Linked DNA regions of Mus musculus: regions 1, 2, 4, 5, 6 and 7 are each linked to region 3. A link is a loop called in an ENCODE intact Hi-C map of the cell type or tissue named here. Cell type or tissue: heart. All regions are shown on one strand. Links, peaks and the distances in the headings refer to the core of each region. The heading gives the core; the rest is flanking DNA. Region 1 holds the start of Aph1c (aph1 homolog C, gamma secretase subunit). Region 2 has its middle 7.8 kb from the start of Car12. Region 3 holds the start of Fbxl22 (F-box and leucine-rich repeat protein 22). Region 4 overlaps Aph1b (aph1 homolog B, gamma secretase subunit). Region 5 overlaps Aph1c (aph1 homolog C, gamma secretase subunit). Region 6 has its middle 5.5 kb from the start of Lactb. Region 7 has its middle 19 kb from the start of Usp3.

Region 1 (4,552 bases), core at 346-4,345, 320 kb before region 3:
GTGTGTCAGGCTTGGTCCTCAAGATAACTCATGAGGTAGTCTCACTTAACATGAATAAAGATGTATCTTAAATATGAATGGCCAGAGAACTTTATAATCTTTATTCTTAAGCTTCTTAGAAATTATGAAATTAATAGATTTCAGATGCTTCAATGCTTCATCTTCAAGATTATTCTATTCCTTACTTTAGTTTCTTCTAGGCACTGGGAAATAACAAAGTCTTTTCCCTCTGGAAGTTTACATTTAAACAGGAAGACAGATGCATCACTGAAATTGACTTGTGATTGAATGTATAGCAAAGCGATGTTACTATAAGAATGTCAAGCAAAACACAGCTCTCATTTCAAAATTGTTTATTCTGCAGCCAAATTTGAGTGATCTTGGCCTGGGGAACAGAGTATTGGGGTTGCCCCAAATACTGTTTTCCCACATGGAAATGAGTACATGAAGTTTTTACAGTTACAAAAGAAAGTAATAAATCAAGGCCCCTTTCAGATGCATTATTGGAAATATCAGGTAAGTGGGGCAGAGCAGAGCAGGGAAATCTCTGCTACAGGTGTCAGATGCTGCAATCCGATGACATTCTTAGCTTTGGGGTTTGTGGAGGCTAGTAGTAAATATGAAGGAAAAAACCTGTCACGTGATAGTCACAAGGGCATTAGAGCAGATGCAGAGGTGGGAATGAATAGCTGTTAAAGAGGCTAGATAGCCCAAGATATTGGCTCTGTATCTACAGCGTTTCAATTCTCCACAAACATGAATGTAATTAGTCAATATTAACCTTGTAGCATTCTTAACATAGCTGTGGTTGTTTGTCCTGAAATTTAAATTCAGATATGATTAGAGAATGCCTTTAAAATTTTTTAAGTTTTTGGAGATCAGGGCTGTTAGTGGCACAGAAACCAACTTGTCAGAACAACTCGTCAGTATTTCATTATTCCTTTTCCATAGGGGATGATTCACCTGGGTCATACCAGCCCAGTTGGATTTTTACATAGGATGGGAGCCCCACATTCCTGCAACCACGGACACAGAAAAAATACTTACTTTAAAGGAACCGTGCCCCTGTCCTGCTGTTTACTTCAATTGACCTTCAGCACAAAAGTGGCCTGGTAATCTCCCTTAGACCACCTTACAGTTGGCCAGCACCAGGGACAATGTGTACCCACAGGCAAGAGGGCTGGGGCACAGCTTTTAAGTCTTCAGTGAGCCACGCTTTGGAATAAGGACCTGCAGCGCTGGCAAGTCTGAGGCTTGGTGTAGCCCTTTGCCTCTCGGAGGTCTAGGCGCCCGCCCAGTTCGGCGGGCAACTTTCATTGCCCCAAGAAACCTAGAGAAGAAACCTTGAAGGACCCCTTTCCATTCTCAGCACCCCGAGTGCTCTGAAGAACTGCCCAGCCCTCAAGGCCCCGCCCCGCAGTCTGACGGCACGTGGAGTCCCAGGAGGCCGCGTTGCTGCCCAGCCTGCCCGCACACCGAATCCTTCCAGGCTGCACCTCCGCTCTGACCGCTTGTGAAGCCCCTCGAGGCCCTGTCCCCTGCGCTGTACGCACGCAGAGACACTAGAGGCCGCCCCGGTTCTGACAGCACGTGGAGCCCCTCGAGGAACCGCCTCTCTGACAGCTTCTCGATGCCGCTGCACAGGTTCTAACAGTACTCTGAGCCTCTCAAGAAATAGCTTCCCGAATCCTGCACCGCCATTCGCTCTCAGCGCCTGGAGCACCTCCTGGAACTACCTCCCGAGATCCGCCTGGACACCCCTCTGCGACTGACCGTTGTGCGATACAGGCTCTGTTTTTCGAGCTCCGCCCCCGCCCAGTCCTGCCTTGCTGTGGAGCAGCTCGAGGACCCGCCTCCTCGACTCCACCCCGCCCTCTGCAAAAACAAGCCGCGGAGCATCTCAAGGCACTTCATCTAGAGCGCCGCTCCGCCCTCTGCTCTGACTGGCTGTGTCCTGCACCGCCCCCAGGCTCTGATTGGCCAGAAACCGCCCCTAAGGCACCGCCTCTCGTACGTCCCGCCCTCCGCTCAAAAAAGCCTTGGAGCACCTCGAGGCCCCGCCTCCCGGGCTTTGCTCCGCCCCCTTCTCTGATCGAGCCCGGAGTACCTGGCAGGCCTGCCCCGCCCCGCATTCCGCTAAGAAATCGTCCCAGTCACCTCGGATCCACTCAGGTCCCCCGGGACTGGCTTCTGTGGGTACCATGACGCTGCCTGTGTTCTTCGGTTGCGCCTTCATCGCCTTCGGGCCCGCGTTCGCACTCTACCTCTTCACCATCGCCACCGACCCTTTGCGCGTCATTTTCCTCATCGCTGGGTGAGGTTGAGCCGAGTCCCGGACACCGCGGGTCCCTCCCTCTCCTGGGTTTCCACGACCCCGGGATCCCCATCTCCCAGTGGCTCCCAGCTTGTGGGACTGTCCAAGACTGGGGGGAGGGGGTTCAGGCTGAGCAGGCGAGTCCTGCGGGTCTTGGCTTCTGTGGAAGATGGGAATAAGTGGATACATTCGTGTATGGAGCCTTAGTCTTTCCGTAGGAATTTCTCATTTCACTCAGTGCTCAGCGGCATCGAAGAGCTGTTCTCACTCTCTGCCATTAAAGACACCTGGGGATCAGTTGTCCACCTCCTCAACCCCCGTTCTTGGACTCAGAATGCCTGTGAGGAATTTGGGCTCAGATTTTTCTTGTAGGCCCCTGGGTAATGGTTGGGGTGCAGCCAATGGTGAAAGCCTGAGAAAACCGCTGCAACACCTGACCAGTCTTGCTGAGAACTTGGTAAATATCTAACTCTGCTGGTGACTGCGGTCTTGATCCCTTTGCACCTGCTGAGACTGAGTTTCTGAGACTTGGCACCCAGGCAACTCACTGGCTAGCCAGGAACTCCAGCCTCTCTGCGTTCTTTTTTCCTGTAATAAATAGTGCTCCTTCGCTGTTGGCATTAAAAATCAATAGAGTCTGTTGAACGTCAAGCTTGCTGTGTCCTTAAAGTCCACAGGAAGGTTGTAAGAACCGGGCCTGGAAAACAACTAGACCACAGCATGGGTTTTCAACTTCTGAGTTTTCCATGGTGCACACAATAAATACAGGTGTAGGTGTTTGTTTTCCTTCAGAAAAGATACTTATCTTTACAGACAGCTAAGCCATTAAATTCACATTTTCTAGGATATGAAAATTGTAACAGCCACTGGTTATATGTTTCTATGGCACACCAATGAGGCAAAGCAGTAACCAACTTCCTCGTTGCCAGTCCTTGGCAGATAGTGTTCTGGTGTACACAGACAGGGTCACTGAATCGTCCTTGTTGAGGGCATCTGACGTTCCTCTTGGACTGTTTTTTCACTAGGAGGAAAATGGACCATTGATTAGCAAATGCTGATTCGGAATACCATGTGAAGGGGTTCTTTCCTAAAAAAGATCAAGATATTTGTTTCCTGTGCTTCTGTTAACTCGTGACTTTTGTCTTCTACGTTCCAGTGCTTTCTTCTGGTTGGTGTCTCTCCTGCTTTCGTCCATGTTTTGGTTCCTAGTGAGAGTCATTACTAACAACAGAGATGAATCAGTACAGAATTATCTGCTCATCTTCGGAGCGTTGCTCTCTGTCTGTATCCAAGAGCTGTTCAGGCTCGCATATTATAAGCTGTTAAAGTAAGTTAAATGTTTGTTTTATTTTCCCAGTTAGACTTGAATTATGATTTGGTGGTTGTTACATTTCTAGCCTGAAAATTGTATTTAAATTTATGACCTGGCTTGCCTGCCTGCCTGCCTGTCCGCCCGCCCGCCCTCCCACCCTCCTGCTCCCCTGCTCCCCTGCTCCCCTGCTCCCTTGCCTTTCCCTCCTTCTCCTTCCTCCCAAAAGTGTTTCTTGAGAATTTTCCCAGATACTTTGTCAGAACTGGAGGTGCAAAGGTAAAACAGAAGCTCTGGTGGTGCACACCTTAATCCCCAGAGGCAGGCAGAGATCTGTGAGTTTGAGGCCAGTCTGGTTTACAAAGTGAGTTCCTTGACATCCACAGAGTATAGTGAAGCCTCTCTTAAAAAAAAAAAAAAAAAAAAAAAAAAAAACAGAGAGTGGGAGAGACTGTCACGAGGACTGGCTTGTGTGTGTGTGTGTGTGTGTGTGTGTGTGTGAGATGAGCTTTCATTTGGGACTAGGATATGATCAGCTGAAGGACCCATGAGGACGTCACATGAAACCAGTAATTTGAGTCAGAGCTTGGACTTGGAGCCCTAGGTTCTTATGTTCTTTCAGGAAGTTATGAGTTTAGCCTTGCTTCTGTGGTAAGGTCAGTGGAGTAACAAATGTTTTCGTTCCTGCCACTCAGACTCTCCACGAAGTTCATAGATAAAACCTAAAGTAAGTCTCAGCAACACCCCCTGGGACAGGCTTCTGGTCATCTCCCTTCCTAACATGTTGTTATTCTGGATTTTTAAAAACATCTTGCTTTTAGCAGTAGATATTGAGTTCCCTTTTCATAATGAGGCAATTTAAGTTACAAATTGAAAACCAGGAAGCCATTTCTTAGTAGCAAAAAAAGCATAGCTTTGGAGTACCTGGC
Region 2 (4,552 bases), core at 204-4,203, 190 kb before region 3:
AGAAAGAGCTTGGGTTTGCATCTCCACACCACTCGCTGTCCTACATGACCTTGGGCACGCAGCCTTCTGCTCTGAGTATCTTCAGATACTGTCTGAGGAGTGGGGACAGTATCCCTGTAACCCCAGCACCCAGGAGTCGGCAGCAGGGAGAGCACACGTTCACAGCAAGCCTGGGCTTTACAGACAAACACCACTTCAAAAATTCAAAATGATAACAATAATTTAAGATAGCAAAGATACAAGGGCTATAGTAAATACACCCCCACAGAGCCATCAAGAAGTAATATAATAAGCTAGGCATATTTAAATGTGGCACGGGGGCATGCTTAACACTGCATACATGTAGTTCTCTTAAAAGGCCCTGCATGGCTGAAGGAGGAAGAGGCCAGTAATTTTGTCCCGTAATTCCATACTTGGTGTGGGCAACCTCACCAACTTCCATGGGCCTTCAGGGATGAACAGGCAAAAACTTCCAGATACAGTTTTCTCCGTGGTTCTATATATTGGCCCCAGTCATTCTATTGAAATAAGACACCTTCTAAACAGTAGGCTCACAGGCACTGGGTCGCAGGGAAAGTCTGATGTGGGGGACTCAGAGCTACTGCCACATAGGCTTGGAAGAAGCTGGAAATTTCCTCTGTGCTCGAGTATACAAGTACTTCCACTCTAGCTGTCTACAACCTCAGGACTTCGAGATCTGCTCCCTCATTTCAGGTACTTCCAAAGAAACCTGGCAAGCAACCCCCAGTTGCCTGCACGTCGGTGTGCAACCATCCCTACGAGTGGGTTGGAGGAGCATGCCTGTGATTTTTCTTCTTCTCTTTCAACTGGAGTTGATGCACTAAGCTGGGCCACCTCACTTAGGCGCTGAGGCCTAACAGTGCTCAGGGAGGAGAGTCTGGGGCAGCAGTTTATACAGCTGGCTTTGTAACATGGATAGACAAAGATGAGTAGAGAGAGCTTCTCCCTGGGCCCATAGAATTGAGGTGCCTCTCTGGCCAGCAGCCAGTCTTGCTGGATCTAATTTCCTCCCAAGCCCTGTGTTGGCTAAAGATTTGACTGGTGGTTGGTAGGGCATCATAGTTCTCTCGTGTGAGATGGCTTGACCAGTGAACTAAGACACCTCCCAAGGAGACATGGCATATCGAGACCACTGGGATGGCTAAATGCATCATGAAGTAACTGCTTTATACCCCTTCACTTGAAGATTTGGGGGTTCCGTGGCAGTAATTAAGTGACTAGCATGGAATTACTGGCTAAGCCTTATGGCTTGGGCCTGTAACCTCAGTACGTGAGAGATAGAGGCAGGAGAACTAGGAGTTCAATGCCAGTGTTGGCTGCACAGAGAGTTTGAGTCCAACCTGGGCTCCATGGCACCCTCTGCCAAAGATAAACAACAAAGTAATGGCTGATTACTAATGTCTATACCGTTTTTAACAATGATGTACAAAGCATGGTTCTGATGTTGTATGCCTCTGCTTACTACCCACAATTTTGTGAGTGGAAGAAATGATGGCATGCTACAGCCAGAGTTCCCAAAGAATGTTAAAAGAATCAGAAATTTCTAGTCCTACAAACTTGGACTCTCTCTGCAGATTTTATTTCCTCTAGGGGCTGGGGTGACCTCAATCACACTATCTTTATGATAGGGACTTAATCCCACTTAATCCCAGTGAAAATGTGTAAAAAATCTTTTCTAATACTTAGGAAGGAAGACCACCATAATCCGTAATTACAAAGTTGGTTGACACCTGTAACCAGAGAGTTGCTAATGAAGACATTGGGCATGCTTTAGGAACAAGACTGCCTGGACCCATCTCACCTCTGAAAACCAAATTAAACCAAACTAACATAGCCCCAACTCAGGGAGTAAATCAGTCAGACATAGTGAACAATGGAAATCCCAACACAATAGCTTGTTGTTTTCTTGTTGCTGTTTGCACACACAGCCTAGACCAGCCTTGAGAGCATCAGCTTTCTGTTTCCTGAGTACTAGATTGCGGGCACACATCATCGTGCCCAGATCACAGCAGTCTTATGTGACTAGCTGCCCCTAGAAGGGAAGTGGTAAGGAAGAGAGCAGAGAAGTGGTGGAAGGAGCTATCCTCCTTTGTAGCCTTGTCTAAACAAAAGAGGAGGTACAGGGCAATGAAAGGTAATTCCAGATCCATCCACTGGAGGGGAGTAGTGAGCAACATGATGATGGGCAAAGTGCCCTGGGAGAGACAGGAAACAACTTTGTATGTTGACCTGCAACAATGAAATAACTCAGCCACATGAGTTTTAGAAACAAAGTTATTTACATGTAATGTTTTAAAGGCAGAGAAAGCCCAATAATCCATCCTATACCCATCAATTCTTCACTTTTTTACATCTTGTTCTCTTTATTGTCCATGTCAATTAAAAAACTCCTGATAACCTTGGGGCAAATATGTTGTCTCACATGTACTACACTGCTACAAGAACTTACATTGAGGAACTGGAGACATGTTTTCAGTAGTTAAAACATGTAGTTAAGAGCATTTACTGCTCCTGCAAAGAACCCAGTTTGGCTCACCTCACCCACATGACTGTTCACAACTGCCTATAATTCCAGCTACAGGGGAATCCAATGGCCTCTTCTGGCCTTCAAGGGTACTGCATGCATATGGTATACAATACCCACCCATACAGGTAAACACATAAAAATAAATCTCACTTGAAAGGCAGGAGCAGGTAAATCTCTGTTAGTAGCCAGGATGCTCAACATAGCAAAGTCCAGGCCACCCAGGGTTACATAGTGAGATAGAAAGAAAGAAAGAAAGAAAGAAAGAAAGAAAGAAAGAAAGAAAGAAAGAAAGAAAGAAAGAAAGAAAGAAAGAAAGAAAGAAAGAGAGAGGAGGGGAGAAGAGAAGAGAAACAAAGAGCTAATTTTTGTTCCCAAAACACATACACACACACACACACACACACACACACACACTGGATTCTTTAGTTGGTCTGCAGCTCATGTTTGTTTATGGTGGTATTTGAAGTTAGGGATCAACCATAATTCTTCTATGTAGTGAGCCAGTCCCCTACACTATCTATGCAGCAGTCACCCCTTCCTGTTGATTTGTCTGCTACACATCAATTGCATATGCACACTCATGTACATTTTTAGCACTTTCTTACCTTTGTTCTATGTAAATGTTTTATTATGTAGCTGTGCCGGTTGACCTTTCATGTCCCTCTTTCTCAACTGTATGTCTGCAATCATCAATATCATAGAAAAAGTAGCTCCCTTGATCTTTATAGTCAGCAGGTCATGGACTTGAACATGATAGCACAGACCATGGACACCCACATGGTCTCTGATGTCAACATGGTCTCCTGTGGCAGTTCAGACCATGGACATCAACATGACCCTCTTCCACTGCACAGGCCACGGACACCATCCTAGCCCTGACAACAGTACGGATCAAAGATATTAATATGGCGTCAGGTAGCAGTGCAGGATTCTCACGTCAACATGGCTCTCTGCAGCAGTACAGATCACAGACATCTAGATACCCAGATGGCCTTCAGTGGCAATACTGGCCACAGACCCCAGCTGAGGTAGGACTGGGGACCCAGACATGGCCCTCAGCAGTAGCATGATAGGCTATACCCATTAACACGTCTCAGATGGCTACCCACTCATAGCAGCATGGCCCCTCAGCAGCGTCCACAAACATCAGCATGGCCTCAGGGGCAGCCCAAACCGACAACATCTGTATGGCCTTTAGTGGTAACTTGGCCAGGAACATCAGCAGAAACATCCTGGCTGCTGTAACACCACTGACATCCACATGAACCTCAGGCTGCAACATGGACAAGGGCATCAGACCACAGATACCAAGTGGCTTCCAGGGGCAGCTTGGACCATAAAGGTCTTTTGAGAAGATCCAATCCAGAATATGAACAGTTCTTCATACTGGACATCTGCTGTTGCTCAGAACCAGGGCAGTTGTGCATGTGTCTGGGCAGCATGTTGTTCAGGGGCTGAGTTAGAGGGCAAGCCCGGGCTGCTGTCACAACCGTGTTGACCTAACTCAGCAACTCTGTGTTTCCCTGTCTACAGCAGGCTTCTCTCACACCTAGCATTTCCACCATGTCTCCATCAAATATTCATTTATCCTAGAGCATTGGAAACTGCAGTGTGTCACATAAGTGGTTTGGTTTGATATGGGTTTTTATTGTTTGGGTTTTTTTTTTTTTTGTATTTTGTATTTTATTTTTGTTTTTTTGCCCAAATAGTTTTGCATGCTATGGTGGTTTGAATGTTAGGCCCAGGGAGTGGCACTATTAGGAGGTGTGGACTTGTTGAAGTAGGTGTGGCCGTTGAAGGAAGTGTGTCACTGTGGCCATGTGCTTTAAGACCCTCATCCTAGCTCCCTGGAAGCCAGTCTTCTCCTGTTTGCCTTTGGAACAGGATGCTGAACTCTCAGCTCAGCCTGTACCATGCCTGCCTGGATGCTGCCATGCTCCCGCCTTGATGATAATGGACTGAACCTCTGAACGTGTAAGCCAGCCCCCATTAAATGTTCTTATA
Region 3 (4,552 bases), core at 193-4,192:
ACCTGCTCAGATTTATTTCACTTCTTTGGTTTACTTTATATGTTTAACCCATTGTAACCTCTACCGTCCCCTAAACTCTCTCATGGTCCTCCAACTGCTGAAGTCACCTCTTGCCCAGGCTTTGGAAAGGCTCAGGTAGGAACTGTTTCCAGAGCATGGGTCTTCTGACAGCCCCGAGAAGATGCCACAGCACAGGAAAGAGGAGGCACATGTGTGTGTGACTGTCACCACTGGGCAGTAGCCCTCAAGGGAGTGGTGGCCATGCCAAGATCATTGGCCATTAAGACTTAGTAGTCTGTATGATGCCAAGATGTCATTGTGCACGTTACCATTCATTCTGGCTGCAGACGAATCACATCCTAGTCCCGCCTCACCAGCTGGGCTCTTCTGTGGATTGTTTCCAGGCAGAGCAAGCCGGGCAGTGGTGGCGCTCGCCTTTAGTTCCAGCACTCAGGAGGCAGAGGCAGGCGGATTTCTGAGTTCGAGGCCAGCCTGGTCTACAAAGTGAGTTCCAGGACAGCCAGGGATATACAGAGAAACCCTGTCTCAAAAAGCCAAAAAAAAAAAAAAAAAAAAAAAAGAGGAGGAGGAGAGGAAGGAAGAAGAAATGGCAGAGCAACAGCCATCAGGGGCCAGTCTTGTAGCCTACATGGGCAGGAGGAAAGGGGAGTAGTCATTAAGGGGTTCTGTGGAGTTCTTTCAGGGGAAGCTGTAGTAGTCTTAGGTTTCCACCAAGTTGTATGCACTTAGAGCAGCTTCATACTTCCAGATCTGCAGCACAGCTTCCTAAAAAGCAGGGCAGCTGGGGGCTGTGTGCAAGCATTGAAACCCATCAGACTTGCAGTTCACTTCCAGTTATTTACACTTCAATTAAGTGTTCAAAAATAGAAACTGCCCACCCTCACATATTGGGGAATGCTATCTAGGACAGATAATGAAACTCTGCAAATCACCCACGAAAAAGAACACATGCACCAGTCTGTCTGTCTCACACACACGTGCTAGCTTTTAAAATAACATTTCAGATGAATCTTATGACAGTTTAGGGTAAAAATGGAGCCATTTGGGCCTTGCCATTGGGGTTTAAAGATAGCTCATCTTTGCAAGGTAGCCATTAGTGTCCTGAGCTAAAGTACCAAGCATGATCCTCAGATTCCACTCACAGTTTGGGGCATGGTAAAAATGACCTCTTCCTAGCAAGGGTGAGCAGAGGAGCCGCACCGACACACTCTGATACCTAACAGCTAATACTCACTGTCCTGCTAGGAGAAAGGCTGCAAGCCCAGGAAGGGCTGTTGTCGCTAATTACCTCCAATGAAAACACCTTAGTAAAAGCCAAGAGCCCTGTGCTCAACACTTATCAGCTCAGAGGAAAAGAAATCCCTTTTAAGGAAAACTTGTAACTTCAATGGGCTGCTCTTCTGCCAGGACTTTCAGGCCCTCTGAACATAAGCCGAACCACAGATGGCTTCGAGTAAGTCTGGATCCTGACACCCGCCCTCCCCACCCCGAGCTTCAGCACCAGTTGTTGGCCAAAAATAAACACCATTCCTCAACCATATATGTCCACCAGTCCTGATCTGGGGAGGAAGCAGGAGGCAGGTCAGACCCTTTCTGGGCATTCACGTGCGGCCACCACTCACCATGCACATAACCCAGCTCAATCGGGAGTGTCTGCTGTGTCTCTTCTCCTTCCTGGACAAGGACAGCCGGAGGAGCCTCTCCAGGACTTGCTCCCAGCTCCGAGATGTGTTTGAGGACCCCACCCTCTGGCCCCTGCTGCACTTCCATTCTCTCGCAGAGCTCAAGAAAGACAACTTCCGGCTGAGCCCTGCGCTGCGCAGCCTGTCCATCTGTTGGCATTCCAGCCGTGTGCAGGTGTGCAGCATCGAGGACTGGCTCAAGAGCGCCCTCCAGAGGAGCATCTGCAGCCAGCACGAGAGCCTGGTTAATGATTTCCTCCTGCAGGTGTGCAACAGGTAGGCCACCTTGCCCCTGAGCACTGTGGCTTTGTTGGCCCTGGCTCCAGGGAGGGCTGGGAAGCACACATTCCAAGAGCAATATGGCTCAGATTGAGACCAAGGCAGACAACCAGTGCCCAAAGAGTTGGGTTAAATCGGCTCACTCTCAGCTCCTAAAAATGCTGCTGTGGCAAATGAAGTTGAGTTCAGCTGGGTTCAGCGGCTCCTTGGAGCAGCTGTCTTCACTGGCAGCCATTAAGGCCTGGTTGGGTTCAGCTGAGCCTGGATTTTCAAGGTCAGGCTCCCAAAGGCATCAGTTGGCTCAGGCCTCTAATTTGGCCAAAAATAAACACCATTCCTCAAACAAGAATGCAGTTACCGAGGCCTGAGAACTGCTGCTAAGGAAGGAGAGCTAGGGTGCTCAGGTAAGCTGAAGCAAAGCCTATGCAAAGTAGCAGTGAGCGTCTCCTCTGGGGAACACACTTGTCCTGCACAGCACTCAGGGATGGATTTCAACTGTCAGGGCATAAGGGATACTCTGAGACATAGTGTGCTGTGCCAGTGTAGGACTGCCAGATCTTAGCAAGTAAGATACACACCACCCAGTTATATTTGAATTTGAGATAAACCGTAATAGGGGATGCCCTGAAAAATCCCCTATTTGATCTTTTGATGCCACACATCCCTCCCTCCTCCCCCCAATCCCTTGCACAGGCTGAGCCACAAAATGGGTCAGTCACACCTTCCTGTGCAGGGAAGCTATGGCCAACATGGCTGTGCCAGCTGCTGAGGAGAAAGAGCTCCCTGCTAGCTAAGAAGCATGGGTGGTTGCTAGCTGCTGCCATCTAGGGTTAGTACCACTGTGGGCTGGCCTCACCACAGAAAGTAATTACAGGGGCCTGCCTTTCACTTGTTCTCTTCCCAAGTTGGATTTGGGCTTGGCTCTGACAAGACCAGGCAAGGCCATTTTGATGGGTTTCACTAGGCTGCAAGGTTATGGGCAGAGTGTGTGTGTGTTTGTGTGTTACAATCCCACAGTGGTTCATTCTTGCTGGAAGATAACCAGGTTTAATCCCTGAAACCAGCAAGATTCGATTTTTACAGGATCTGCTAAGCACCTGTCCCCAGTGTCAAAGAAAGTGCAAAGGTATTGAGTTTCCAGTTCTGATATTGTATAACTGACCTCAGACCAAATGTTTAAACGCCCACCTCATACCTTTCTCTGCAAAATGAGAAAATCTGTATCACAGGACCAGAGGATGGAGTGACAGTAATTTGAGAAAGGTAAAATGAGCTGGGGGTGTAAGAGAGTCAGCTGTTCTGAATTCTTCTGCCTTAGTTGGGTTTCAGTCTAAACCTTAAGGCCAGATCAGGCAATATGCTGAGGGCTTAAATGCACCTTCATAACCATCACGAGTAACTTGCCAAGTCACTTGAGCCACCGGGAGCCAGTCTCCTCATTCACAAAACTGGTGTAGTAGGTGTAGCGTGCATGATGAGGGAGGCATGGGCTCGGCGTGTGAAATGGTACCAAGTCCAGCACACTTTAAATTTAAACCTTCCCAGGCACAAGGGAGATGAGCTGCCCCAGCTAGGTGCAGGCAAGGCACTAAGCGGAGGGTGGTGTGGAAAGGAACCCGACCCTCCAATCCACATTCAGCTCCTCGACCACAGGGCCCAGGCCCACTGGAGGCTCCGCCCAAGGAGGAAGCCACGTGACCATCCTGGGCTCTAGGAAAGTGGGTTGTGCCAGTAGTGGGCTCTGCTCACCCGAACCTCAGTCCTCACAGGTGCATGGCTACACACTGCCCAACTCTTCTACCATACAGAAGTCAACTTTGGTTCAGTGATAGTCCGGTCACATTACAAACTCCAGGGCCTGGCGCTAGCGGCCCTGGCTTTCAGGCTGCTGACCCAAAAGCCGAAGTAACTGTTGCAGGCAACCGAGCTGACGGTCTGACCCAACACTATGGTTTTCAGTCACTAACCACTACCCCAGGAGACCTCTCCGCCCACAGAGTCCCTGTCACGCATGGATCCCAGCCTCGGGGAGGATCAAAGGCACACAGCTGTCCCTTTCAAAGACCCCTGATAATGGACCCCGTAGATGAAGGGGCCGGGGGCCCTGGCTACAGCCCTAGCCCCTCGGACTCGCTGCAGTCTCCTGTGAAGGAGTTCTGCTGCGCCTCAGCCCCGTGTCACCCCGCTCTCCCCACAGGTGCCCCAACCTGACGTCCGTCACGCTGTCGGGCTGCGGCCACGTCACGGACGACTGCCTGGCGCGCTTGCTGCTCAGCTGCCCGCGCCTGCGTACGCTGCGCCTCGAGAACTGCGCGCGCGTTACCAACCGCACGCTGGCGGCCGTGGCCGCGCACGGGCGCGCGCTGCAGACTCTGCACGTGGACTTCTGCCGCAACGTGAGCGCCGCCGGCCTGCTCCGCCTCCGCGCCGCCTGCCCGAACCTGCGCCTCAGCGCCGAACGCAGCGCGGCCATGATACCCGATCAGCCGCCGCGCGCACGCGTGTGCGCTGCCTCAGCTTTCTCGGCTGCACCGGGGAGACAAAGCATGCCTCACCCCACGGGCTCCTAC
Region 4 (4,552 bases), core at 266-4,265, 270 kb before region 3:
CGATGCGACTGTTGGCCTATGGTAAGTTAGACCCTGTGGTGTCATGAAGAAAAATAGTAGAAGTGCTGGAGAGATGGCTCAGCAGTTAAGAACACCTACTATTCAGTTCCCAACACCCACATAGTGGCTCACAACCACCTCTAATTCTACCTCTAGGGGACCCAACACCTGCAGATGGTACACATAAACTCACGCAGGCACCAGTGTGCATGTCTACATACATAACACACACACACATACATACTCTCCCACATGCACACCTGTACATGGTACACATAAACTCATGTAGGCACCAGTGTGCATGTCTACACATACACATTCTCACATGCACATGTAGCATGGACGCACACATACATACATACACACACACACGCATATGCATGCCCATGCACACATAACACACACACACACACACACACACACACACACACACACACACACACAATCTAGGTCTCTATGTAGAGTTAACTCAGTCTGGCCCAGGGGTCTCACCTTGCAAACAGTTAATCCCTCACATCTTCTCTTGTCCCTTCTGTGCCCGTCCCTTGTTCATTTACCCACTCCTCATGCTCTGCACTTTCTCACGTAGCCTTCCAGAGCTGGCTGGCCGGTGCTTCAGCAACAGCAGGCTGTTTCCTTCCCTTTTTCCTTCCAGTCCAAAGACCCAAATCCTCCTCAGCCTTGCAGCAGCACTTTCTCTGCAGCTGTAGGAACCACTCCATGCCTTCCACATGCCAAAAAAGCAGACCCTGTCCCTGCAGTGAAACAGCATTCCCCAGACCTTGCAAATGAGAGCTGAAGTGGATGCCTAACAGGAAAAGGGTTTACCGGTGTTTTTCTTCCTCTTTAGTTTCTGGCTTGGGCTTTGGAATCATGAGTGGAGTGTTTTCCTTTGTGAACACCCTGTCTAACTCCTTGGGGCCAGGCACAGTGGGCATTCATGGTGATTCTCCTCAGTTCTTCCTTAATTCAGGTATGTGCCATAGCTGTGGGTGTTCAGGGTTCTGCTCTAAAGGATCATCTGTATTGCATTCATTGGCTTCAGAATTCAAGTGAATGATGATTTATTTTAAGCTTTTTAAAAAGATTTATCTGTCTGTCTGTCTGTCTATCTATCTATCAATCTATTTATTATATATGAGTACAAACACGCCAGAAGAGGGCACTGGATCCCATTGAAGATGGTTGTGAGCCACCAGGTGGTTGCTGGGAATTGAACTCAGGAACTCTGGAAGAGCAGTCATCTCTCTAGACCCCTGTTAAGCCTTTTAAAGGCAAGATATTCTTAGGCACTATAAGTGAAGGACCTGGGAGTGGGGGCAGGGGTTTGAGTGCTTTGGAATATGACAGATTTTATCTTGCATAAGAAATATATATATATATATATGTATATATATATATGTATATATATAGTTGAAACATTAGCAGCTAACTTTTAAAAAAAATTTTATTAGGTATTTTCCTCATTTACATTTCCAATGCTATCCCAAAAGTCCCCCATACCCACCCCCCACTCCCCTACCCACCCACTGCCCAGCAGCTAACTTTTATGAGACATATTCTCTTTATTTTGGGATTTTATATTTATTTTTAACATAAGCCTGTAAGCCCTATTTTTTCTTCTTGTTTAGTGCTAAGAACTCAGTATAAGACCCCTAGCCCTAAATTCTACTCTTTGATTTATCTATAACTTGTTGATATTTACAGATAGGCAGTATGATATCTTTCAATTCAGAGTGAAAAATAATAGATAAATTGATCTTTCTATGCAAAGATGTAGTAAAAGAGGACCAACTCTTTTCACATTGCTTTTTCTTCTCTAGCTATATGTTATAGTACAATGATAACAAGTTTGTTTTATAGTCAGAATATTATTTAGGTCTAGATCAATAGCAGTTCTATCATTGAAATAAGGGAATTCATATACCCTTTTTTTCAATTAAGTCAGTGTCCACACCCAGGCTAATGCTCATTAAGGGAGGTGACCATCTTTAGGGAAATACAACCAAAAAATAGATAGAGTTTCAGTAGATTTCAATAGAATAAAAAGGTTGTACAGAGAAATGGCCAATTTTAAAAGCTGTAATGGCTTAGAGCCATCTGTCTTATCATGCCCATGTCCCTGAGTGCATTGACAGTCCTCCACCATTCTCTGTTTCCTTGTTAGTTCGAATCTCAGCCTCTCCTATGGACATCAATTCTGTCAGCCACTCAAGAGAACCAGTTCTCTGTGCAGCCAGCAAGTTAGTCTTCCCTGTTGGAAAGGTCTTTGACTTTCTGAGGCCTGCGGCATACAGTTCAGACTATTTAACTCCAGCTCTGAGTTAAGGAAGAGTGTGCTAATAGGTCATGCTTAACACTGCCTCCAACAGAGCCGATTACCTTCTAAACTGGAACATTTCTGAAATAAAATTTAAAAGGTAAAAATGTTAAGTTTGTAAAAGCAACAAATATAGTTTTAATGGTTCATGTCTTAGAATCTAGTAGAAATTAATAAGATACCTTCCATGTTTCTTGTAAATTTTCTTATAGTTTACATTGTTGCAGGAGCCGGTTCCTTCCATGTCCTTTATTGCTACAGGTTTCTGTCCTCTAGATGGTGCTAATTCCCTTCAGAAAGCCAGCTGTTTTCAAGGCCAGCTTAAAATGAATCCCTCGGAAAAGTATTCTAATTACCATTTTGTTCCTGAAATGGTAATTAGAATAAGTAAGGAGTATGGGGTTGTTAATTAGCATCTCTATCTATGTCAGTTGTGTTAATAATGCACATCATGTATGATACATGTATATACATGGATTTTTATGTTACCGACAAGCATAGTTTATGAAGTACACATAGTATACTTACATATAACTTACACATAAATGTAAGTTAGTTCTTTGTTATCTGTGGTTGTGGAGCAGAACAGCAGTAATTAGAGTCATTGCTATTTCTTGGAAATGTTTGGTAGAGAAGGAAGTATGGGATTGTGGTCCCAAGTTCAAGTCATATCCTGGATCACTAATTTAGTATTTGGGGAGAAGTCCTTTTGATTATTTAAGTGTGCAGTCTACAAATAATTATTAAAATCTTCTCCATAGCTTTTGACTATAAAAACAAACACCTAACTACACAAAGCATAAAATCAACTACAGAGAGGAAGAGTAGTGTAACATTCACACAGATGCAGTGGTTTATACCTATAATTACCATACTCGGGAGACTGGGGCAGTAGGATGCCAGTTGGTCTAGGGAACAGGACCCTCAACAGCAAATTTATGAAAGCTATAGAGAAGAGAATGTATCAAGTATGCCTACTGAAAAGGTGACATTGTGCTGGATCTTAACTTTTTTTATTACATTTATGTGTGTGTGTGTGCATGTATGGATATTTGAGAACAATTTAAGAAAATTGGTTCTCTCCTTCAAAAAAGTATACCCAGATATTAAACATATATTGTTAGTTTTGGCAGCAAATTCCTTTACTTACTGAGCCATGTTCTTGGCCCTGTGTTTTGTCTTAGAGCAAGTACTAGGTGTGGTAGAATGTGGAGGAATGCATATTGAGGGAAAAAGGACAATCTGTGTACATATGTGTATGTGTGTGCATGCACACACATACATATACACATACAAACACACATACATTGAAAGAAGGAGAGGAAGGAGATGATAGGATAGGGGAAAGGAAGAGAGGGAAAAAGTTGTTTTAATTTTTTTTTGTTTTTGAGGGTGTCAGATAGCCCAGGCTAGTCTCAAACTTAGTATGTATCTAAGGATGACTTTAAAGGTCTGAGCCCCCTACTTCTGTCTCTATTCCCCCAATTGCTGCACAACTATCCCTGGCTTGAGTTCTGTGATTCTGGCATAAGAAGGCAGTTGAAGATTCATAGAGAATCTATAAATTAAAGTCATTTGGTTCTAGACTGTAGAAGGCTTTGAATGCTAGTTGGAGATGTCTGACTTGACAAAAGAGGAAAAGTCAGTCCATTAGACTTCTTAATAGGAAGGATCAAGACATTCAGACCTAGAACTTAGAAGCAAGATCAGGGCCAATGAGGTCTAGATGATACTTGTCTGAAGCTTACAGGGTAACACTGTTTTGAATAAGAACAGACTGAAAAATGTCACCAGCAAGAGTATTTCCCAAGTAGTTGGACTCTCGGAGCTAACCCTGGGAGCACACTTAACTGATCTTAGCACCCATGGCAATGTCCTGAGAGAAGGGTGAGCAGAGGCTGCCAGCTAGATGCCAAATGCCTGTGGTAGTGAATTCCCTTATTCCTTGATTGACATCAAGAAACATTATGATTTAAAAAGAATTCCCATTGTGTCAGGTTTTGCCTTAGTCTTTTGACTCAGGTATATTAAAAGAACTAAACTTAGCCCTAGGCATCTTAAGTGGTCTCAGTGTCACACCATTGGCAGCCATCTGTCCATAGGAACTGTCCTCTTCAGAAGGATGTCTAGACCTGAATTGAATCCTTTTAGTGTGGTCTGGCAGAGCTTGACATGAAGATATTGTCAGAGATGTGACAACTTACTGTCCTGTAGCCACAACAGTTATGTCTT
Region 5 (4,552 bases), core at 285-4,284, 310 kb before region 3:
CCTAAACACACACACACACACACACACACACACACACACACACACACACAAACAAACAAAAAACAAAACAAAAAAAAAACCCACAGCTGTAAATTTTTTAAAAAGGTATTTCTCTTTTAGAAAAGCCAGTGAGGGTTTGAAAAGCATAAACCCGGAGGAGGACATAGCACCCTCGATGCGACTGTTGGCGTATGGTAAGTTAGACCCTGTGGTGTCATGAAGAAAAATAGTAGAAGTGCTGGAGAGATGGCTCAGCCTTTAAGAGCACCTACTGCTCTTGCAGAGGACTCGAATTCAGTTCCCAGCACCCACATAGTGGCTCACAACCTCCTCTAACTCTACCTCTAGGGGATCCAACACCTGCAGATCCTATACATTGGTACACATAAACTCATGCAGGCACCAGTGTGCATATCTACATACACAACACACACACACACACAAATACACACACGCACTCCCACATGCACACCTGTACATGGTACACATAAACTCATATAGGCACCAGTGTGCATGTCTACACATACACATTCTCACATGCACATGTAACACAGACACACACACACACACACACACACACACACACACATACACACATACGATCCAGGTCTCTATGTAGAGTTAGCTCAGTCTGGCCCAGGGGTCTCACCTTGCAAACAGTTAATCCCTCACATCCTCTCTTGTCCCTTCTGTGCCCATCCCTTGTTCATTTACCCACTCCTCATGCTCTGCACTTTCTCACGTAGCCTTCCAGAGCTGGCTGGCCGGTGCTTCAGCAACAGCAGGCTGTTTCCTTCCCTTCTGCCTTCCAGTCCAAAGACCCAACTCCTCCTCAGCCTTGCAGCAGTACTTTCTCTGCAGCTGTAGGAACTACGCCATGCCTTCCACATGCCAAGAAAGCAGACCCTGTCACTGCAGTGAAACAGCATTCCCCAGACCTTGCAAATGAGAGCTGAAGTGGACGCCTAACAGGAAAAGGGTTTACCGGTGTTTTTCTTCCTCTTTAGTTTCTGGCTTGGGCTTTGGAATCATGAGTGGAGTGTTTTCCTTTGTGAACACCCTGTCTAACTCCTTGGGGCCAGGCACAGTGGGCATTCATGGTGATTCTCCTCAGTTCTTCCTTAATTCAGGTATGTGCCAGGTATGTGCGTGTTCAGGGTTCTGCTCTAAAGGATCATCTGTATTGCATTCATTGGCTTCAGAATTCAAGTGAATGATGATTTATGTTAAGCTTTTTAAAGGCAAGATATTCTTAGGCACTATAAGTGAAGGACCTGGGAGTGAGGGCCGGGGTTTGATTGGAGTGCTTCGGAATACTATAGAATTTATCATGCATAAGATCTATATCTTCATTTTGCTATTCTAAAATGTTAAAGTATATTTGAAATATTAGCAGTTCATTTGTATGAGATAAAGTCTTTTTGTTTTTGAAATTTTATATTCATCTTCAATGTAAGCCTATTAGTCTTAATATTTTTTTCTTTATCTAGTACTAGGGATTAAATACATGGCCCCCAGTTCTAAGTCTTAATATTTACTTAATCTACATCTCAGTGCTTTTTAGATTTACATAGTATGGTTTAATCTTTAAGTTCAGAGAGAAGAAATGATAGATTAATTGTCTTTTATGCAGATACTATTAAAGGACAAACTCTTCACATTGCTTTTCAATCACCAGCAATAATGATAACACATTTGTTTTATAATTAGAATATTATTTTCATTAAATTTCACATTTGTTTAAAAATAGAGGAAAATATGATTTATTGATTTATTTATTTATCTATCTATTTATTTATTTATTTATTTATTTTGGTTTTTTGGGACAGAGTTTCTCTGTATAGCCCTGGCTGCCCTGGAACTCAATCTATATATCAGGCTGGCCTTGAACTCAGAAATTCACCTGCCTCTGCCTCCCAAGTACTGGGATTAAAGGCATGTGCCACCATGCCTGGCATCTGTTGTATTTATAATTGTCTGACCCACAGAAGTTATGTCATTGAAATACATGAACTCATAAATCTATTTTTTTTCAACTAAATCAGTGTTTACACCCAGGCTAATGCTCATTAGGGAGGTTACCATCTTTAGGGAAATGCAACCAAAAAATAGATAGAGTTTCAGTAGATTTCAATAGAATAAAAAGGTTGTATAGAGAAATGGCCAATTTTAAAAGCTGTAGTGGCTTAGAGCCATCTGTCTTATCATGCCCATGTCCCTGAGTGCATTGACAGTCCTCCACCATTCTCTGTTTCCTTGTTAGTTCGAATCTCTGCCTCTCCTATGGACATCATTGCTGTCAGCCACTCAAGAGAACCAGTTCTCTGTGCAGCCAGCAAGTTAGTCTTCCCTGTTGGAAAGGTCTTTGACTTTCTGAGGCCTGCGGCATACAGTTCAGACTATTTAACTCCAGCTCTGAGTTAAGGGGGAGTGTGTTAATAGGTCATGCTTAACGCTGCCTCCAACAGAGCCGATCACCTTTGTAAATATTTCTAAACTGGAATATTTGTGACATGAATTTTAATGACCATAATGCTAGATTTGTAAAAAAAAGAATCAAATATAGTTTAAGTAGCTAAAGTCTGTTACTGCTTCAGTTTTACGAATCTTCTTAAAGTTTACAGTGTTTAAGGAACTTCTTTCCATCCTCCTGTATTTCTGGCTTCTGTCCTCTAGATGGTGCCAACTCCCTTCAGTAAACAAATCTGTTTCAAGGCCAGCTTAAAATGAGTGCCTTGGAAAAGTAGATTTGTTCCTAAAATGGTAATTAGAGTAAGTAAGGAGTAGGAAAGTAAATAAACCTCTACTTATGTCAGTTGTGTTAATAATACATAAATTGTATGATGCCTGTATATACATGGATTTTTATGTTACAGACAGGCATAGTTTATGAAATGAACACGTTTGTCCTTTGTTATCTGTGGAGCAGGCCAGCAGTAAGTTAGATTCTGCCATTTCTTGTAAGTTTGCTAGGGAAGGTAGTATGGGATTGGAGTTCCAAGTTCAAGTCATATCATATCCTAACTCATTAATACTTGGGAACAAGTCCTTTCCATTATTTAACTATATATTCTGTAAATAACTATTAAAGGTTTCTCCATGCCTTCTGCCCATGGAGGAATAAAAGCAAACACAAAGAATAATGTAGATGTTACAGAGAGGAAGACAGGCATGGACTCACATGGCAACAGGAAAGGTCTCTGCCTTTTTCATATGTACCTCAGGTGTGAGTGACTGACGTGACTACTGTTTAATGCCCCCAACCCCAGTTGTGTGCTAAATGATAAAAGTTAAGGCTATCTTGTTCATGGCCATCCCCAGAGCCTCATGGAGACCTTTGTTACTGGATGGCACTTAAAAATATTTACTGAAAAATAAATACGAGTTTATGGAGGAAGTGCCATTTGAATAGAAAATTCTTAAAGATGATTAATAACCAAGGCCAACAAAGGAAAGGGCTGCAGGGAGGGATGCTCCAAGTAGAAGGAAGAGGCCCTACAGGCCTCCATTTCCAGTGCTTTCAGACAGGACAGAAGCAATGACCAAAAAGCTGGGTATGGTGGCATATATACTTTTAATCCCAGGACTTGGGGGTGGGGGAAGCAGAGGCAGATGGATCCCTACAAGTTCAAGGTCAGCCTGAGCTACATAGTGAAACACTGTCTAAAGAAAATGAAAAATGAAGAAAGAATGCCTAGAGTCATTAAGCATTAAATGAAACTAAACTCAGTACTACAAGCATTTGAAAGTCTAGCCTTCCTCAACAACCTCAGCTAGAACCCATGTGGCTCTGTGACTGTGTGGCTGTGTGTATTAGGAATCCTGGCATTTGTGGGCCTGTTTAACAGCCAATTCTGTTTAGTTCTGGCTCTACAGTGCGGGTCCCTCCTGAACCTCCCCTTGCAACCTACCCACATCTCTGCTAAAGAGTCACAGTGATCACTTCAGGGTGGCTGCATGGCATGGTTTCTAGAGGAAGCATTCACATTGTAATTTATTGTATTGTGGCATAGAATCGATATGCATTATCTGTAAGAAATTACTCTGCACACTTTAGAGATTAATGAAGGAAGCAGCTACTCCTTAATGACAGTGTATGACTTGTTCCGGTGAATGCACAAAAGGGAGCCAGCCTCAAGCAGGACATTTTACCAGCTTATATAGACCTGAGGCATACACATTCAACATACACTGTCAACCTTAAATCTCCTTTGCATCCTAACTCCAGGTTGCACTTGAAGACAAGAAACAAGTCTGGCAACTTGGGCAGTTGGGAGATTTATATAGCAAAGACATTGCCAAAAGTGTTTCTTAGGTGCACCAGGGTTGTTCTTTTTGAAGAGTTGTTACCTAGGGTCATCTTGCTCACCTGACAGAATTAGGCTTTTCCTAATGAGAGCACAGGTGACTTAATGATCTGCTAGGACTTAATGATGGGAGTCACCCTATACTGGCACCATGAGCTACCTGTTAGAGGCAGGATTTTTGGTATGGGATGGGCCTAGTGGCCAACTTTTAAGTCAAGGTTGTCTAATTTTATATGGGAATGGAG
Region 6 (4,552 bases), core at 138-4,137, 470 kb before region 3:
TTACTCTCCGTGGACTCTGGCTTTTCAACACTTGGAAAGTTACTTATAACTGTAAGGATAAAATAAATATAGGCTACTTCATGCCGTGTGTGTGTGTGTGTGTGTGTGTGTGTGTGTGTGTGCGTTATACGCACTCATGTGCCACCACACCTGGCACCTGACTCCACTTTCTCTCCACTTTATTTTGGAGACACGGTCTTTTACTGAACCTGGAGTTCACAGCTTTGGCTGAGCAGGCTGGTCAATGAGCTCTAGAAAGTCATCTGTCTCCACCTCCCCCGTGCTGGGACTACAGATGCACAGGCCATGTCTGCCAGCTTTTTTTTTTTTTAATAATGATTTTTTAAAGATTTATTTATTTATATTATGTATATTAGTACACTGTAGCTGTACAGATAGTTGTGAACCTTCATGTGGTTGTTGGCAATTGAATTTAGGGCCTCTGCTCGCTCCTGTCAATCCCACTTGCTCTGGTCGGCCCTACTCGTTCAATCCTTGACTGCTCCGACCCAAAGATTTATTTATTATTATAAATAAGTACACTGTAGTTGTCTTCAGACGCACCAGAAGATCTCATTTCAGGTGGTTGTGAGCCACCATGTGGTTGCTGGGATTTGAACTCAGGACCTTCGGAAGAGCAGTCAGTGCTCTTAACCTCTGAGCCACCTCTCCAGCCCCCATCCAGCTTTTTATGTGTGTGGGTGGTGGGGAGCTGAACTCGGGTCCTTGTGTTTGCACAGGAAACACTTTGCTAACTGAATGATCTACCCAGCCCCATTCTTTGTTTTTGATCCACAACAACAACAACAGCAACAACAACAACTCCTTTCTATTTTCCCAGAAGGTAAATGTGTCCGAGGCTATAGGAGAGGTGACCTGACTGAATGACCAAGCTTTACCCTGCTCAGTCATCAGTGAAATCATGAGGCCCACAAGGCCTGCAGTACAGGCAGAGTACACTGGCGGCCGTCTCTACGGAATCCATTACAGAATCCACTGGCCTGTGTGGAGAGGACCCGGAGTCTAGTGAGGTCCTCAGGGTTCAGCTCAGTTCTGAAGAGTTTCCAAATTCCCACGATGGCAGAGAGGATGCACTCACAGTCCTTGGTGACTTTCTTTCGAAGGGTCATTAAGACAGTTCAAGAAAAGACTATTTATTCTCTAAGTTTCCATCTAGGAGCAGAACAGACTGGCTCCTCCAGTGATTGAAACTGAATCCTTATTTGGTCTTTAACCACTGGGCGTCCACCAAATAATTAAACAGAGAGCTTGATAGGAAGACATGCTGTGGGTGGAGGGAAGCCTGTGTGAACGTGTTTAACTGGAGGGCAGCCCTTGTGTGAAGCAGAGCTACTAAAGAATATTGGTTCCTGGCAAACCTTTTCTTTTCTTTTGGCTTGTTTTATTTTATTTTGTCTTGAGACAGAATCTGGCTATACAGCGGTGCTGGGTGTTTTGTTATTGTTTGTTGGTTTTGTTTTGTTTACAATTAGTACAAGCCTAGACACATCTGGGAAGTGGGAACTTTGATTGAGGAATTATCTGGGGGAGGGGGAAGTAATTGACTGGTGTGGGGGGCACTCAGCCCACTGTGGATGGCACCACCCCTGGGCAGGTGGTCCTGGGTGGTATAAGAAAGCAGGCTAAACAAGCCATAAGAAGAAAGCCAGTAGACAGTGCTCCCCTAGGAGCACCTGAGCACCTGTGCTTCAGTTCCTGCCTCCAGATCCCTGCCTTGAGTTCCTGCCTTGGCTTCCCTCAGTGATGGACTGTGTGGCCTGTAAGTCAAATAAACCCTTTCCTCCCCAAACTGGTTTTGGTCAGGTTTTGTTGTTGTTGTTGTTGTTGTTGTTGTTGTTTTTTTGTTGTTTTTTTGTTTTTTGTTTTTTAATCACAAAGCAGCAGAAACCAAATTAGGACAGTGACTCATGTGGGCCTTGAGTCTGAAATCCCCCCCCCTGCCTTAGCCTCCTAGGGAAGTTAAAACTTGAAAATGTTCCAGAGTTGTCCTCCTGTTCTGTTGTGGGGTATAACTGCCTTGGCAGCACATACACTAAAATTGGAACAACACAGAGAATATAAGCAAGGACAACACTCAAGGATGATATTCGTGGTGTTAACATTTATTTTTGAAAAGTGTGCTGATTTATATACATATATACATATGATTTACATACATATATGTATATAGACCAGCACAATTTTCATGTATATGAATATATATTATGCGTGCATGCACACACACGCACACGCGCACACACGCACACACACACCTAAAATGTCCAGAAGCAGATACTGATGTCACTACAGCTGCAAAATGCAAACATTTGGATGATAGAGCACTGGGCATTCACTCTCAGTAGGTCTTTGCTCTTTCCCTGTGGTAATTTTAGAAACAAGTATCAAGCTGAAGCCTGGGGTCACACCCTCCTCACCACTCCTCACACGGCATCTTATCTTATTTTACTTTTGTATGTATCTGTAATTATTATGTGTATGTCTGTGTGTCTCCGAGTATGGATTTCTGCATGAGTGCAATGCCCACAGAGACCAGACGAGGGCGGCATATCCTTGAAAATGGAGTTGTAGGATGGCCTCCACTGCCCGGTATGGGATTGGAAACTGAATTTAGAGCCTTTGTGAGAGCAGTTACATAGTCTTAACTGCTGGTCCATCTCTCCAGCTCATTGTTTCTGTTTTCAGTAAAATGTCTACTCACTTGATCTCCTTTTCATGTTGTAGTACATTTAACCTTCACAGCAACCTGTAATATAGTTATAGTGAGGTTACAGATAAAGTGACGACTAGGTTTATCATCAGGATTCAGACCCGCCAAGACAAAGCAATCTGGAGCTTTATATATGGGGAGAGAAATGCAGAGGCGAAGCTGTGCCTTCAGAGGGTTGCCACCTAGATCCGAACAGCTGGCACAACAGAGAAGGCACAGAAGATCAAGGCAGAGGAAACAGTTGGCTGGTTCTGACCAGTGACGTCTACGGGAAGACACAAGACCCGAGCTGAGCTTTGAAGGTTGTGTAATATAGCCTTATTAAGGACAGTACTTGAAGGGACACATTATGAGACTGATCAGGGTTTTTTTTTATTGCATTTTTAAACTTAACCTTATTTGGAAATAATTGTATATTCACATGCCCTGGTAAGTAATAAAATTTATTACTTATAGATCCCATAACTGTTTTAAAAAGACAAATTGGGGGGCTGGTGAGATGGCTCAGTGGGTAAGAGCACCCGACTGCTCTTCCGAAGGTCCGGAGTTCAAATCCCAGCAACCACATGGTGGCTCACAACCATCTGTAACAAGATCTGACTCCCTCTTCTGGAGTGTCTGAAGACAGCTACAGTGTACTTACATATAATAAATAAATACATCTTTAAAAAAAAAAGACAAATTGGTAACATTTAAAAAAAAAAAAACTACAGTAAAGTACCATAGCTAAGACGGTAACATAAATAGAATCTATTAATGTAATTCAGGTTGCCCCGGTTTCTCTTCTACTCTTTGTGTACTTGTGTTTCTATGACAATTAATGACCAGTAAAGCCTGTGTCCTACTCCACAGACAAGCTGAACAGGCCTGTCACCTCCATGATCCTTCACCTCAGCCTTTTAAACTGTACTTAGCACACTTCTCTCCTTCCCCCACCCCAGTCCCCGACTTCATTGTAACCCACTAGTGGCTTCTTCATTTTGTCATTCAATACTGTTATAGAAATGGGAAGGTGGGGGCAAAGAGATGGCTCAGTGGTTCAGAACAGTTGTTGCTCTTGCAGAGGACCCAGGTTCAATTTCCGGGACCCACGTGATGGCTCACAATAGCTATAACTCCAGTTGCAGGGAACCTGACCCTCTCTTTGGACTAGGCACACACATCGTGCACATACACACATACAGGTATGACATTCACACATATAAAGTAAAATAAAATTAATATTTAAAAATATAAAATAAATGGGCAGGAGATCCAGCCCTGATGGTGCACACACGTAATCTCAGCACTTGTAACATTAAGGCAGGAGGTTAGAGTTTGAGGACTAGCTGGGGTACTTAGTGAATTCCAGGCCAACCTGATCCTATCTCAATCAATCAATCAATCAATCAAATAGTGGGGCTGGAGAGATGGCTCAGTGGTTGAGACTACTTGCTGTTCTTGCAGAGTATCCAGGGTTTGGTCCTCCTGACTCTCTGTCACTCCAGTTCTAGGGGATTTGATCCTCTCTTCTGGCCTCCATGGGCACCCCAGGCTAGCGCCTACATACACTTAGGCATACGCATACACATAAAGGAACATAGTGAGTGTAGAAGCTTTGAATAGACATTACTCTATATGAAGATGTGTGTGCTGCTTTAATATCCAGGACATTGAATTCATAATGGTTCTTTTTAAATTCCATTGACCATCAGTGCAATAGCAATTAGACATGACTAGTTGCTGAATATATTTCTCCATTGACCTACTTAGAAAAAGTAACTTCCTGTCTTTCCAGAGGAGCAGGTTCGATACCCAGCACCCACATGGCAGCTAATAACTGTC
Region 7 (4,552 bases), core at 396-4,395, 98 kb before region 3:
ATTTGGAGCTTTTTAATCAGTAGCTCTGCATCCACTTGTTCTCCTTCTCCCTCTCTGTCTCTCTCTCTGATTTTTCCAAACAATTTAGGGGTATGTGCCTGAGTTGTAATCTCTAGCACTGGAAATACACACACACACACACATACACACACACACACTATTTGGGGCTGTGTGTGTGTGTAACTATGCATGTGTATACACAACCGCTCCTAGCTCAAGTGTGTACTTTAGCTCTATAATAAAACTCCTTCCTGATTCCTTTTGAAGAAACTGATGATTGTTCTAAGTAAACTGTGAGGAGGAAAAGAAAGGGAAGCGTGGATTATTGAGGAGGAGGTGAGGAACAAAGTCCTTCAACAATGCCTAGCCTAAGCACACGTATGCACGCGCACACGGGTGCAAGAGTCTCTGGATGCTTAAGAACAAAGTTAATATTTAGTTTTGCTTTCAGGGAGGAGACCTGGAAAACGTTGAACATCTTGTGGTAAAAATATACAAAGCATAAAAACGTATGCTGTTGTAACTGTTTAAAAATACATAACTCAGTGACTTTCAGTACGTTCATAACACAGGGTGACCTCCCATGCATCTAACTTCAGGACATTGCCTCATCTCATAGAAGACCCCACATCCATGAGAAACCATTTCCTGTGCCCTGGCTACCACTAACCTTGCTCTATATCTCTATCAATTTGCTTCTTCTCTATATTTCATAGAACAGTAATGATATAACGTGGCCCTTTAAGCTGGGCAGCTCCAGCTCACAGCTTTAATCCTAGCACTATGGAGGCAGAGCCAGACAGATCTCTGAGTTCAAGGTCAGTCTGGTCTTCAAAGCAAGTTCCAGGACAGCCAGAGATACACAGAGAACCCTGTTTTGTTTTTTAGGTTTTTTGTTGTTGTTGTTGAAGATTTATTTTTTTATTTTATGTATGTGAGTACACTGTAGCTGTCTTCAGACACACCAGAATAGGGCGTCATATCTCATTATGGGTGGTTGTGAGCCACCATGTGGTTGCTGGGAATTGAACTGAGGACCTCTGGAAGAGCAGTCAGTGCTCTTAACTGCTGAGCCATCTCTCCAGCCCACGAACCCTGTTTTGAAGAATAAAAAACAACAAACATTTGGCCTGGCTTCTGTGGTGGTTTGAATAGGTATGGCCCCCACAGATTCAAGTGTTTGAATGCTTGGCCCATTGGTAGGTGTGGCCTTGTTGGAGGAAGTGTGTCACTGTGGGGGTGGGCTTTGAGGTCTCCTATGCTCAAGCTATGCCCAGTGTAGCACACTCTCCTCCTGCTGCCTATGAATCAAGATGTAGAACTCTCAGCTTCTTCTCCAGCACCGTGTCTACCTGCAGGGCACCATGCTTCCTACCATGAAGATAATGGGCTAAACATCTGAAACTGTAAGGGAGCCCCAAATTAAATGTTTTCATTTACAAGTGTTGCCAAGCCATGATGTCTCTTCACAGCAATAAAACCCTAAGACAGCTTCCTTCACTTGGCATGTCTTCAAAACTTGTTTTTATTTTAGACTGTTATCATTTCTTCATTCTTTTCTATGGCTGAGTAACACTGCGTTGTGTGATGTTGTTTGTTTATGGTAAGAGGTGGTTCTGGTGTCACTGTGCTCTGAGGATAACCCTCAGGAGTCAGGGATGGGCTTGGGTGGTCAGAAGAGGCAGCAAGTCCCTTTCCTTGCTGGGCCATCTCACTGATCTGTATAGCCACTCACCAGTGATGACGCTTGGGCCATTTCCAACTTCAGTTATTGTGATTAGCCCTGCGAACACTGTGATGTTTCAGTCTTGTATCATGTTGCATGTATTACCTAACAACCCAAAAGATTGTTTTAATAAAACGACCAGAGACAAATGCATTACTTTATAACTGAGACCTGTCAGCTCTTTAAGATCATTACGGGATCAACAAATGGGTCTCCTAGGACCTAAGAGAAACGGAGGGGTGGGGAGTTTAAAATAGAATCCAATTTTAAAATAATCCAGTGGCTTTTCAAGCTGCAACTGCGCCCGTCATTGTTCCAGAAGCCTTGCCCTGGCAAGCGTGGGAAGGGCTGTGAGAATGTGTAGTTGATCCCTGTTTTTCAAAAAGGGAAAGCGGTAATTAAAGTTGGCTTTACCGTGTGATTATGTTGACTTGGTCTGATGCACAGATTCTCCCCGGGAGTCTGGCTCCTGCAGCGCCACAGATGTCCTCTAGGGGGCGAGCCCAGGAGACGCCGAGTCCCCTGAGGAGCTCTGAGCCAGGGGGAACTGGGCCAGCAGAGCCTTTGCAAAGGGAAGAGGAGAAAACACCGTGACGAAGCATCCAGTGCTGGGAGGACACTTGGGAGACGCGTTTCTCAAGCACTTTATTTTTATAAACAGAGAGATGGAGAGCCAGAATAGCTGCTGCTGTCACAAACACTGGAGGCAAGAAGTCTGGGACTGTCTGTAATGATGCAACACGCAGCACAGGGACAGCGTCTTTCCATAGCCCAGAGTGGGGAGTTTGAATGTCTCCTCCCTCGTACACTACCTTCCGACTTCTGATCCCACCAGTTAGTTACATGTGTGACCCAGGGGCCGTAATTGAGTCTTCCTAGGTCATGTCAGTATTTGCTTACTGGGTCTACTATCTCCAGACAACAGAGATATACCCAAATTCTGCGTGTATCAAACCTCCTTATTGCTACGTATGCAGATTCTCAACATGTGTTTAGTTGGAGAACTACTATAGTCCTTTCAAAGGCCATAGTTCTGTTTAACGAATTAATTAATTAATTAATTAATTAATGAGTTCCCCTCCCCCCCTTGTCTCACTACATACCTCAGACTGGCCTGAAATCCATGAACCTCCTGCCTTAGCATTCTAGATTCTGGGATTTACTGCTTTGCAGCACCCCACCTGCACCAAATAAATCTTGAACTTTTATTTTCTGTATAACATTATCATCCCGGGGGGTGGTTGTTGACATGTCACAGAACTGAGCCTGCAGCTAATAGATGACAACTTCAGTCAGTTCTCCTTCCACCATGTGGATTCCAGGAACCTCAGGTGATCAGCTTATCTAACAAGCTCTTTGATCTGCTGTGCCATCTCCCAGGCTCCCAGATAAATCTTTATTGGTGACATCTTCTCATATGTAGAAGGTTTACCCTGGCTGGGGAAGCGAATGAGAGTTTTGAGTGTAAGCGCCATGTTTAGGGTCAAAAGCTCCTCTGTGAAGCCCATCCTGTGTACACTCTGCTTGCTGTCTGCCAACCAGGCATCCTTAGAGCCTTTCCAAGGCACAGAGGGCCACATCCTCCTGCCTCCCCGTCCTGCATTTGGACAGAGCTGGGCTTGGATGTTTCAGTTATCACTGATCCTCCTTACCCATGGGTATCACGTGCACGGATTCAACCAACCATGCTGAGAATGGGCCTCTGGATTTGTGTGCTGGTTTTCATTGTATTCAGAATGATTTGGAAAATGTACAGCTCTAGGGTCAGAGCACACATCTGCGGTGCTAGGGTAGGTGAGGAGGGGATTCTTGTTACTGTTGTTGTCTGAGACAAGGTCTCTCTACATAGCCTTGGCTGTCCTGGAACTCACTATGTAAACCAGGCTTGTCAAACTCACAGAGATCTGACTGTCTCTGCCTCTCTATTAAAAGAATATACCGCGGGGTGGTGGTGGCGCACGCCTTTAATCCCAGCACTTGGGAGGCAGAGACAGGCGGATTTCTGAGTTCGAGGCCAGCCTGGTCTACAAAGTGAGTTCCAGGACAGCCAGGGCTATACAGAGAAACCCTGTCTCGAAAAACCAAAAAAAAAAAAAAAAAAAAAAAATACCACATGCCAGATGTGAGGGGATTCTTTTTTTTTTTTTTAAGATTTATTTATTATTATACGTTAGTACACTGTAGCTGTCTTCAGACACCCCAGAAGAGGGGGTCAGATCTCATTACAGATGGTTGTGAGCCACCATGTGGTTGCTGGGATTTGAACTCAGGACCTCTGAAAGAGCAATCAGTGCTCTTAACCACTGAGCCATCTCTCCAGTCCGGGAGGGGATTCTTAAGAAGGGGAATGTGTTCTGTCTTTACTGTCATAGTTACCCAATGTTTGTTGAGTCAAAATTCATGAGCACGTGTAAGAAGGGAGTGGAGATTATTGTATACAGGAGGCTATGGCTGGCTGGCTCTTCCCGTCCAGCACAGAGGAAGCAAATGGTTAATAAGTTGAAGCTTTTAAAGTTGGTCTTCACCAGCCATATGTTCTCTCTCATATACAGATTTTACCCTCTAATTTATAAAAAAAAATAATTTATTTGGGGGACTGGAGAGATGGCTCAGTGATTAAGAGCACTTACAGCTCTTTCGAAGGATCTAAGTGTGGTTCCCAGCACCCATATTGGGGGAGGACAGCTTTCAACCTCCGTTAACTCTAGCTCTAGCTCTGTGGTATTGCATGCTGTCTTCTGGTCTCAGTGGATCTTTTTGAGCGCACGCGCGCGCGCGCGCGCACACACACACACACACTATATATATATATATATATATATATAT

Evidence for each region. A loop is a pair of places that touch in the nucleus more often than their neighbours do. Peaks named below come from ENCODE experiments on the same cell type or tissue, not always from the same donor. Only the 100,000 strongest peaks of a DNase experiment are listed, where the experiment ranks them.
Region 1: it touches region 3 in a loop (2.7-fold over the local background); 10 of 42 quality-filtered maps call a loop at or near these places.
Region 2: a loop joins it to region 3, with 2.3 times the contacts of the local background. A loop is called at or near these places in 11 of 42 quality-filtered maps.
Region 4: it touches region 3 in a loop (4-fold over the local background); 16 of 42 quality-filtered maps call a loop at or near these places.
Region 5: a loop joins it to region 3, with 2.2 times the contacts of the local background. A loop is called at or near these places in 10 of 42 quality-filtered maps.
Region 6: a loop joins it to region 3, with 3 times the contacts of the local background. A loop is called at or near these places in 8 of 42 quality-filtered maps.
Region 7: a loop joins it to region 3, with 2.9 times the contacts of the local background. A loop is called at or near these places in 16 of 42 quality-filtered maps.

The regions. Positions count from the first base shown.
Region 1 is chr9:66,832,248-66,836,799 of GRCm38, reverse strand. Aph1c (aph1 homolog C, gamma secretase subunit) reads left to right here and starts at 2,094. Exons shown (of 6, transcript NM_026674.3): 1 at 2,094-2,314; 2 at 3,471-3,641. The coding sequence starts at 2,202. In heart, for the core only: no CTCF peak of the experiment used is centred there; DNase peaks (open chromatin) are centred at 1,929, 2,739 and 4,219; H3K4me3 peaks cover 2,039 bases; H3K27ac peaks cover 1,345 bases.
Region 2 is chr9:66,703,584-66,708,135 of GRCm38, reverse strand. No RefSeq gene overlaps it. Among named protein-coding and RNA genes, the nearest start is that of Car12, 7.8 kb to the left of the region's middle. In heart, for the core only: a CTCF peak has its summit at 2,182; a DNase peak (open chromatin) is centred at 2,135.
Region 3 is chr9:66,511,646-66,516,197 of GRCm38, reverse strand. It overlaps Fbxl22 (F-box and leucine-rich repeat protein 22), which reads left to right and starts at 1,605. Exons shown (of 2, transcript NM_175206.4): 1 at 1,605-1,979; 2 at 4,180-4,552. The coding sequence starts at 1,645. Usp3 (ubiquitin specific peptidase 3) reads left to right here. Exons shown (of 15, transcript NM_144937.4): 15 at 1-1,559. In heart, for the core only: CTCF peaks have their summits at 1,920 and 2,818; DNase peaks (open chromatin) are centred at 1,727, 2,817 and 3,657; H3K4me3 peaks cover 3,641 bases; H3K27ac peaks cover 4,000 bases.
Region 4 is chr9:66,786,067-66,790,618 of GRCm38, reverse strand. It overlaps Aph1b (aph1 homolog B, gamma secretase subunit), which reads left to right. Exons shown (of 6, transcript NM_177583.4): 3 at 1-21; 4 at 851-973. Among named protein-coding and RNA genes, the nearest start is that of Aph1b, 7.1 kb to the left of the region's middle. In heart, for the core only: a CTCF peak has its summit at 2,588 (motif pointing right); no DNase peak of the experiment used is centred there.
Region 5 is chr9:66,824,315-66,828,866 of GRCm38, reverse strand. Aph1c (aph1 homolog C, gamma secretase subunit) reads left to right here. Exons shown (of 6, transcript NM_026674.3): 3 at 121-194; 4 at 1,008-1,130. Among named protein-coding and RNA genes, the nearest start is that of Aph1c, 8.1 kb to the left of the region's middle. In heart, for the core only: a CTCF peak has its summit at 2,672 (motif pointing right); no DNase peak of the experiment used is centred there.
Region 6 is chr9:66,978,667-66,983,218 of GRCm38, reverse strand. No RefSeq gene overlaps it. Among named protein-coding and RNA genes, the nearest start is that of Lactb, 5.5 kb to the right of the region's middle. In heart, for the core only: a CTCF peak has its summit at 2,545 (motif pointing right); no DNase peak of the experiment used is centred there.
Region 7 is chr9:66,609,599-66,614,150 of GRCm38, reverse strand. No RefSeq gene overlaps it. Among named protein-coding and RNA genes, the nearest start is that of Usp3, 19 kb to the right of the region's middle. In heart, for the core only: no CTCF peak of the experiment used is centred there; a DNase peak (open chromatin) is centred at 2,290; H3K4me3 peaks cover 593 bases; H3K27ac peaks cover 289 bases.